Linked DNA regions of Homo sapiens: region 2 is linked to region 1. A link is an interaction called in ENCODE POLR2A ChIA-PET data of the cell type or tissue named here. Cell type or tissue: Caco-2. All regions are shown on one strand.

The links. ChIA-PET counts read pairs that join two places held together with the same protein. Peaks named below come from ENCODE experiments on the same cell type or tissue, not always from the same donor. Only the 100,000 strongest peaks of a DNase experiment are listed, where the experiment ranks them.
Region 2: POLR2A ChIA-PET joins it to region 1 with 10 read pairs; 3 of 35 experiments call an interaction of 5 or more read pairs at or near these places.

Annotation. Positions count from the first base shown.
Region 1 is chr14:91,155,799-91,160,798 of GRCh38, forward strand. It overlaps DGLUCY (D-glutamate cyclase), which reads left to right. Exons shown (of 14, transcript NM_001102368.3): 2 at 1,841-1,892; 3 at 4,468-4,599. The coding sequence starts at 4,497. Among named protein-coding and RNA genes, the nearest start is that of SNORA11B, 32 kb to the left of the region's middle. RefSeq lists a silencer at 527-821. In Caco-2, no CTCF peak of the experiment used is centred here; DNase peaks (open chromatin) are centred at 623 and 2,513.
Region 2 is chr14:90,853,957-90,858,956 of GRCh38, forward strand. RPS6KA5 (ribosomal protein S6 kinase A5) reads right to left here. Exons shown (of 17, transcript NM_004755.4): 17 at 1-5,000. Among named protein-coding and RNA genes, the nearest start is that of LINC02321, 28 kb to the left of the region's middle. In Caco-2, no CTCF peak of the experiment used is centred here; no DNase peak of the experiment used is centred here.

The DNA of each region.
Region 1 (5,000 bases):
AAAAAAAAAAAAAAAGGACAGAAAAGACAAAAGAGCAGAAAGCCTCTCTTCCATCAGGGCCACCCCAAGGCACAACTCCAGAGGGCGCCATTCACATAAAATGTAGTGCGACAGCCACTCCTGCTCAGGCCCCAGTCTCCCACTTTCCCCTCTGAGGGCACCACTGATACCAAGCTCTTCTCCATCCTTCCACAGATGTCTATGTGGATGTGAACAGAACATGGGCATGTCGGTTAATAGAGAATTCTCCACCTTGCCTTGTTAATTTTGCATCATTGGGAGATTATTTCAGATAAGGTGTGTAGGGTAGCCTCATTCTTTTTTTTTTTTTTTGAGATGGAGTCTCGCTCTGTTGCCCAGACTGGAGTGCAGTAGCGTGATCTCGGCTCACTGCAACCTCCGCCTCCCAGGTTCAAGTGATTCTCCTGCCTCAGCCTCCCGGGTAGCTGGGATTACAGGCATGCACCACCACACCTGGCTAATTTTTGTATTTTTTGTAGAGATAGGGTTTTGTCATGTTGCCTAGGCTGGTCTCAAACTGCTGGGGTCCAGCGATCCTCCCACCTTGGCCTCCCGAAGTGCCGGGATTACAGCCATGAGCCACTGTGCCCGGCCTGTTTCTAAATCATTTCTTTTACAAACAGTGCTGCTGTGTACTCAGTCACTGTTTGAGCACATCTGTAGGATACAGTCCTAGGATTGGATTGCTTGGGTAAACAGAGAAATTACTTTCTAAAGGTGGAATTTCAGAAATCTGTGACAAGCATACATGAGATATTTTTACACTGAAGTTTGGGGCTTGTCAGATCTGGCTAGGGGTTGACTGTCTGTGGGGCTCCTCTCTGATATATTTGATGTTAGGGAATGATGTTTCTGGGTTTGATAGTTTGTTCTCTAAAGAGAAAAGAGAGAGCTCAGAGCAGAAAGGTAGCTTTTTGGATTCTAGCCAGGGCTCACTGATTGGATCTCATCTCACCTCACTTCTAGAGGAAGACCACTCCGGAAAACAAGATACCTGGGCCATGCAGCAGTGGGTTCCCCAGTGCCCTGATAGAAAGTCTGAGAAGTTCAGGATTCAGTCCCTAAAAGCATATGGGCTGAAGAGGCTCTGGCCCTAAAATCACCTTGTTGGGGATAGTGGGAAGGTCCCTGTTATTTTTAAAATATACTGAGGATGTGATTCCTAACACCACAAAATGGGTGGGTGGGTGAATGGATGAATGGCTGGGTGAATGGATAGATGGATGAATGAATGGGTGAGTGGGTGGATGGATGGATGGATGGATGGATGGATGAATGGGTGGATGGATGGATGGATGGGTGGATGGATGGATGGATGGATGGATGGATGGATGGATGAATGGGTGGATGGATAGATGGATGGATGGGTGGATAGATGGATGGATGAATGAATGGGTGGATGGATGGATGGGTGGATGGATGGATGGATGGATGGATGAATGAATGGGTGGATGGATGGATGGGTGGGTGGATAGATGGATGGATGAATGGGTGGATGGATGGATGGATGGATACATACATAGATTCATACATATAGAAAGGTAAATAGTGATCAAACAAACATGAACTTAGACCTGCTTTATTATTAGGTAACTTCTTTGAGCTCGTTGGACCTCAGTTTCTGTCTGTAATAGGATTAACAATGCCTTTTTTGTGTGTGGGACTATAGTGACAAACTAACAGATGATGTACGTAAACGCCCTAGCATGGTCCTGGCACACTGTGGGTCACCATATATGGTGGTAGTTGCTATCATTTACTGTGAGTGGGCATTCTCTGATTGGTGTATATTGAAGGCATTTTTTTTTTGACTTTGCAGGAGCCAAGTTACACCCTGTTTAACCCTGCCTTCAAAGGGACGACTCTGTAAGGTAGGGGCTCTCAGCCTTCTTTTCCTCCCAGCATGCACGGTGGGTGACACTGGGGTGCCTGGCACACTCCCAGCATGCATTTCACAGGGCAGGATTTCTGGCAACACTCATTTCTCTCCAGGCCAGGAAAGCAACCTAGAAATCAACTTACATTTACATTAAAACAGTACATAAATAAAGGAAAGAGAAGGCAATAACCCTCAGACTTTGGTCTCCTGGCTAAAATGTATTTGCAAAACAGCACACAGCTTGCACCTGCTGCCCTCTAGGGTAATAATGAGGGTGGGTGGAGGTACCTGTGGGGTGGCCCATTCCAGTGGGTTTGGGCAAATGAGGACGGTTATCAGAGGAGTGGCTGCTATTCCCCACAAGGTTATGGAAAGCTTCTCTCTTTGGCCTTTGCTGTGTGCCAGGCAGAGGTGCTAGGTCCTCTCTGCAGTGTGCAGTGACCCTGGGGAACCACAGACATTCAGGACCCTGGCTGGTAGCTCAGTTGCTTGGCTAAGGTGGTCAGGCTTGCCAGGCCCAGGCGTTAGGCAAGCCCAGGCCTGACCTGCCAAAGCAGCTGCTTTAAGCCTCAGAATCTTCACTGGGCAATGGAATCCTACCTCACCTGACTCCTCCCAGCACCCCCTCCCACTAGCCTGCGGGGACTAAGTGTTCTCTCCCCTGTGTCCCCACAGCACTTTGTTCCCACAGCTATTAAAGTACTCACTGTTGGCTCTAAGTACATCTCTCCTCCTTCCAAAGCAATATTCTTTTTGTTTTGTTTGCTAGAGATTTCATGTAATCTCAAATTCTTTGTTAAAATGGCCCTGGGGTTTACATTATTTTCTATCTAGGAGATTAGAGTTGAAAACATAAATTGGTGGTTTGGAATTCCACTGAGTTCTTCTCTTTAGATAGAATTGTGGAAAGTCAGGCTTGTCCAGAACCCTCACTATGGGCACTGTCCTTGAATCCTGCTCTCATTCATTCTGCAGTCAGCTAGTCATCCAACAAACACTTACTGAACTCCCACCTTTGTGCCACTATGCTAGGCACTGGGTATATTTGGATGAAAAGGACCTTGGCTATGCTTTAGAGACCAACACAATGTGGTTATCTAGCTCTAGATTTTGTTGACATACTAAAACCTATCTTTTTTTTTTTTTTTTTGAGACAGGTCTCACTCTGTTGCCCAGGCTGGAGTGCAGTGGCGTGATCTTGATTCACCGCAGCCTTGACCTCCTGGGATCAAGTGGTCCTTCCACCTCAACCTCCCAAGTAGCTAGGACTACAGGCATGCAATACCATGCCTGGCTTTTTTTTTTTTTTTTTGGTAGACATGGGTTTTTGCCATGTTGCCTGGGCATGTCTTGAACTCCTGGCCTCAAGCAATCCTCCTGCCTCAGCCTCTCAAAGTGCTGGGATTACAGGCGTGAGCCACCACACCTGGCTAAAACCTCTTTTTTTAATAGCATAAGTCAATTTAGGCCAGGTGTGGTGGCTCACGCCTGTAATCCCAGCACTTTGAGAAGCCAAGGTGGGCTGATCACTTGAGGCCAAGAGTTTGAGACCAGCCTGGTCAACAAGGTGAAACCTCGCCTCTACTAAAAATACAAAAACAAGCCAGGTGTCGTGGCACATACCTGTAATCCCAGATATTCAGGTGGCTGAGGCATGAGAATCTCTTGAAGCCAGGAGGCGGAAGTTGCACTGAGCTGAGATTGCGCCACTGTACTCCAGCCTGGGAGACAGAGTGGCGAGACTCTGCCTCAAGAAAAACAAACAAACAAAAAAGAAGTCAACTTACAGGATTCCTTTCTGAGCACAATTTCCTAGAGATTTGAGACCACCTCTATTTTTTAAAAATCATATTTTTTAGCTTTTAATTGTGATTTAAAAAACACATTCTACTTTTAAAAATCTACAATATCTATTTACTCACCAAAGATTGTATAAGGCACTGTGCCTAGAGTGGGGTTAGGGGAAGGACAAAGAAGAAAACACAAAGTCCCTATACCTTCTAGAAACCTAAATCTAAATAAGGGAAGTCACATGTCGACAGAAACTCGGCCTCTTATTTCACTTGCGATTGCGGTGGTATTCATTCGTCTGTTCATTCAACTGTGTGTATTTTGGGCACGTGCTATGTGCATAGGCTGTGATGGGTGCTCTGGAGCCTGTGGAAGAAGTCTCACATGTGTCCCTGCCCTCGAGGCCCTAGGGAGAGAAGGGAGTTCAGAGTCAAGTAGAATAATAGGCCACGGTGCCTCCTGGCCAAGGAGCCCAGCACCAGCCTTTTGGAGAAGACTCTGCAGCTCCCGAGGAATGGAAAGCTGTTAGGGAAGGGAAGGGGGACGTTCCAGGCCAAGGGAGGGGCACAGGGAAGTTTGCGTTAGGAATTTCTCATCAGAAAAGGAGATGTGACGGGGGAGAATGGATTCCAAACAATGCCCACCACAAGGCAGGCCCAGGAACAGGGCCAGGAAAGGGTAGGATGTGATGTGGTATGTGAAGCTATGTGAGGCTGAATCTGCTGCCTTCAGGGGGCCACACTTTCTAATTTGTTCCCTTTCCTTCCCTCACCCAGATTCTCTGCTACTTATTCAAGTTGACACGATGCCCTTCACACTCCACCTGAGGTCCCGCCTTCCCTCTGCCATAAGGAGTTTGATTCTACAAAAGAAACCAAACATCAGAAATACATCCAGCATGGCTGGAGGTAAGTGGTGCCAGATAGTTAAAAAAAAAAAAAAAAAAAAAAAAGAAAGTTCCTGGGAATTACCAGCTGTGTAGGGCCCACAAACTCCTAAGACTTCTAGATTCTGCATAGGAAACAGAAAGTAAGAGCAGAATGATATTAGCTCTGGTCACTATTTAACTGCTCAGAAGAAACTGGAACCTTGGATTAGACTCAAGGTATGGAAACCCATCAGATGGGTCTAATGACACCCAGTTCTGCTTGGTCACCTCAGCCCCATATGGAGAACCACCAGTGGGCTCAGGTGATGAAAAGGGTTGTCCCTTCTGGGAAAAGTGCCCCCAGGTTACACTGCAGTTTAACCAGATTTTGATTCAGACCAATTCTTCCTACCCTTGACTGGTCTTATTCTCTGGTGGCAC
Region 2 (5,000 bases), 300 kb before region 1:
GCAGGGCAGATAGTCGATTTAAGGAGTGAGGGGCAGTCTTATTAATTTGGTATTGTAAGCCCCCAATACATGTGTGTATACACATACATAAACACACACCTATGTAATTTTCACAAGACCAAACTATTAAAGTACCTAGAAAATAGAATATTTTTTCCTCTAAACTAAGATATCTGTTTATATAGACTATTGATGCAAACTAATTTTAAGTAATTATAGTGCAAGGAGCCTGATGTATGAAGATTTGACATTGTAATTTATAATTCCTAAGTAATTATTAAATGATTAATGTTTAATCATTAATCATTTAATAATAAATGGCTACCAGATTTAGAACAAAACTTACTGTAGCCATTATAATCTGCTAACGTTTGAAAAACTTAACATGAAATCAGCACAGAAACTAAGTTTTTAGAAATAGCCTACATAATGAAGATTATGTATTATATAGTCACAAATTTTTATTTTAGATTTCACAATGTACACTTGTCTCAAGTAAGTCTATTTAACTAGAATTTTTAAAGACTTGCGATTTTGCTAAATGTATCATCATTAGAAAAAGTTTTCTGGATGTGTATATGAGCAGGGTTTGATTATTCTGACATCAGAAAGCCAACACTAGATTCCACAGCAAGGACACTGGAATTTAAAAATCTGGAATACTTTAACAGTAGACTTTACTCAAATATCTAAAAGACGTATCAGACTCACTCAGTAAAAAATATACTATACTTACTACAAATACATTATCTTCTAAGCCCATTCTTATTTTTAAAAATATGTACAACTAGACTAATGATGCCAAATACTTACACAAGTTCATGCATTTTAGGTGTGCTTTATTCAAAATATATTATTAAAAAATGTCAATACCTAGTTACTTCAAAAAATACCTTCAAAATGTTTACCATTCAAAACATATAAAAAGCACTGACTTTATTGTACTGCAATATAAATTCTTCACATAAAGATTTTATGTAAAACACTCTGCAGTTAGAAACAATCTTATTTACATTTTCTATAAAAGTATTTTGAAGTTTTAAAAGTCTAATCGATTTTTTTCAATACATTTCATCTCTTTGCTTTGCCAGGAACAAAGTTTCAAGTGATATCTCCATCAGCGAATAAAAAGATGTATAAGTTCACTCATATTGATAAAACTTTTGCATTCAAATGAATACAGATTATCTAGGATAAAGATATTTCAAATGTATATGATGGGGCTAAGGGAGACATAGCTTCTGACTACTTAGTAAAATGGCAAAATCATGAATGGCATTAATTTTCTGCTATTTTAAAGGTATTATGTTTGATGAAAAGACAACTGCTATAAATGACTTTCTGAATAAATATTTCAGCTAACTGCACAAATGAGCCTGCTTCTGAGACAAAGTTAACATAGGTAAGATGAGAGAGATTTTAGAAAAGTGCTCACCAAAGAAAAACTGAACTCAAACAAAGGCCTGGTACTTACATTATTTTTTATTTTTTATTTTTTTGAGACGGAGTTTCACTCTGTCGCTTAGGCTGGAGTGCAATGGCGTGATCTCGGCTCACTGCAACCTCTGCTTCCTGGGTTCAAGAGAGTATCCTGCCTCAGCCTCCCAAGTAGCTGGGCCCACAGGCACCCACCACCACGCCCAGCTAATTTTTGTATTTTTTTTTTTTTGAGACAGAGTCTTGCTCTGTTGCCCAGGCTGGAGTGCAGTGGCGCGATCTCGGCTCACTGCAAGCTCTGCCTCCTAGGTTCACGCCATTCTTCTGCCTCAGCCTCCCGAGCAGCTGGGACTACAGTCATCCGCCACCACGCCCGGCTAATTTTTTGTATTTTTAGTAAAGACGGGGTTTCACCGTGTTAGCCAGGATGGTCTCGATCTCCTGACCTCGTGATCCGCCCGCCTCAGCCTCCCAAAGTGCTGGGATTACAGGCGTGAGTAGAGACAGCGTTTCGCCATGTTGGCCAGGCTGCTCTCAAACTCCTGACCTCACGTGATCCACCCGCCTTGGCCTCCCAAAAGGCCGGTGCTCCCATTATTATAATGAGTCCCAAAGTAAGAAATTAAACTTTAGGGCAAAGATACAAGTAATGATAAGCTGGATATGATCACCATGGAAACATACAGCACTTTGACATCTGTCCGAGCACTACCCAATAATGGGAAAAGTATGATTCCCAAGGAGGTTCCCTTTCTCTGTTAAGCTGGAACTTTGGTGTTTCCTGTAAGAGGCAAGTTTACTTTGTCCCCAAGAGCTTAATCTCTAGTTAGAAAAGATTTTCCAACCATAACATAACTATGCTTCAGAGTTGATGCCAAAGAAAGGGGGGCAGGATGGCATTCTCTGAATAGCCAGGTGTTAGTACTGACTTCCTCAAACTAGCTACAGCCTTTCTAGCTATGCGTGATTTTTTTTTTTTTTTTTTTTGAGACGGAGTTTCACTCTTGTTGCCCAGGCTGGAGTGCAATGGTGCGATCTAGGCTCACTGCAACCTCTGCCTCCCGGGTTAAAGTGATTCTCCTGCCTCAGCCTCTCAAGTAGCTGGGATTACAGGCATGCGCTACCACGCCCGGCTAATTTTTGTATTTTATTAGAGATGGAGTTTCTCCCTTTTGGTCAGGCTGTTCTCCAACTCCTGACCTCAGGTGATCCACCCGTCTCGGCCTCCCAAAGTGCTGGGATCACAGGCGTGAGCCACTGTGCACGGCCTGTGTGTGATTTTTTAAAATATAAGATAAAATTCATTTTAAGTGTACCATTCATTGTTTTTTACTACATTTACAATGTCTTGCAACCATTACCACTACCTAATTCCAGAACATTTTGATCACCCCAAAACCCCATCACCTGTATACATTGTCACTCCCTATTTCCCCCTCCCACCAGCCCCTGAAAAACACTAATCTTTCTGTCTCTATGGATTTGCCCATTCTGGACATTTCATGTAAGTGGAATCATACAATACGTGGCCTTGTGTGTCTGGTTTCTTTACCTTTAACTGGTAGTTCTTCAGCCATTCCAAAGGGGCTACAATTTCGAGAATACCAAGCCACAGGTGCTCAAGATGGCGAATCTGTCCTCCCAGTGCAGCCTAGTTTCTATGGAGCTACCATATATGACAGTGTCCTATTATTGCTGCCTTTTGATCACATGAACATGGATCATAATCAGAAGTACAAACTGTTATCTCTGGAATACGTCTTTGTAATAAAAAAAAATCCACTGGATAAAGTTTCAAAAGTGGGAAAGAATAACAAAGACAGGAATAGAATCCTTGATCTGACTATAATATTTTAACAGTGACATGTGCCCAGATTATATTTTTATCTTGGTAACACTGAAATTTATGCTATTCTGGAAGACAAAGACCACCAAGCCATTTTTTGGTATCACGAAGCATTTAATAAGTGCTTAGTTGCATCTGAAATGTTTTTCAAAAACAGAAGTTAAAATGGGAAACCACAGTAGGATGATTCTTCATCAGATTTCATGTCGATATTCATAAAGAGACATAATTTCAGAGCTAAGTTTGTTCTCCATAAATCAGTTCCTGGAGTTTCAACTCAAATTGTCAAATAATTGTGCTCCCGGTGAGATTTTTATGTAACACAGAAACTCATAGTTAGGGAATTGGGCTTGCAAAAGGTAGGCCAAATATTGATGTAGTGTGGGTGAACTGTGAACTGCATTAAGCTCTACAGAGTTTTTTCAAAAGGCTAAAAATATTTATATAAAGAAGATGTAATCATCTAAAAGATTCCAGTCTCTTTTTTCTCACTCCCAACCCCCACACAAGAAAAGTCTATTTTAATTACCACAAGTCCGACTCGGCAACCATTTAGTAGCCTTTCTATAAAAACAGGCTGCAAGTGCCAAAGTGACACAGATCTTATCTTAAATATTGTTATATTGCTTGTGTCTAGAGTAATACCTGGCCTGAAAGAAGTGCTCAAAAACTATTTAATGGACAAAGGAACAAATGAATAAACCGGGTGCCTTCACATATGACCATGTGACAACCAAGTTATCAATGCCAGAAGCCACTGCGGAGAAATCAACAATGGCGATTAAAAATGATTACCACCAGATTTTTGCTTTTGGCCACAATAGAGTAGCTTGTGATTGGACTAGCCCTCCTACTGAAAACAACGATGAAAGCTATATTAACCCTTTTCCGGTTTAGAAAAAAAAAGTACAGCTCACTGCCAGCATTCATTTAATTTTACGTAAACACATTCTTTGAGGCTAAAGCAAATCTGACTGATTTTCAATGTGAAAATAAAATATAAAAACTGTTCTTGATGTTATTTCTAAACAGATCTAGTATCAGAAGCATCTGAATCATCAAAATCATCTATTTCAGAAAAATCGAATTCATTAAATAAATCTCTGTCCAAGAACTGTTCGAGAATGATGTTAACATCACGTGTAGGAATGCTACATTTTCTAGGATTCGACATTTTCAGCGATCGAGAATTATTATACTTTGTAAATGGAAATACCACTACTAAGAACAGAATGCTATAAAGAGAACGATGTCCTTTTTTTCTGAAGTCAATATACTAGAGCTAAACGAAAGTAATAATAAAAGCGAGAGTTCGTGGCAAAGTTATCTTGGGGTAAATACTGCAGCAGCAAGTGCTGCTGGCAAGTATTCTTGGGGCAAACAGGAAAAGGGTTAAGTAGAACATCTTTTATAGGCAACAGGGAGCAAACCAATGCAGGGAGAACTTGACGAGCTGCAATAAAATAGCTGAAAGGAGGGAAAAAAGGGAAGCACACTTTGGTGAGCTCTGTGTTCATTTTGATTACTTCTTCAAGGCACTGCAAATTCACAACACAGGGAAATAAATACCTAGCAGCAAGCAGTAATCCCACTTGGTTGAAGAGACAAAAGTTGGAGCTTGGGAAAGTAGCTAGGACTTAAGGGGCAAAATCCCAGAGCGAAGAAACCTCAGGGAAGTGAGCCTGAAATACTGGTACAGTATCTCCTTGAGGTGTCT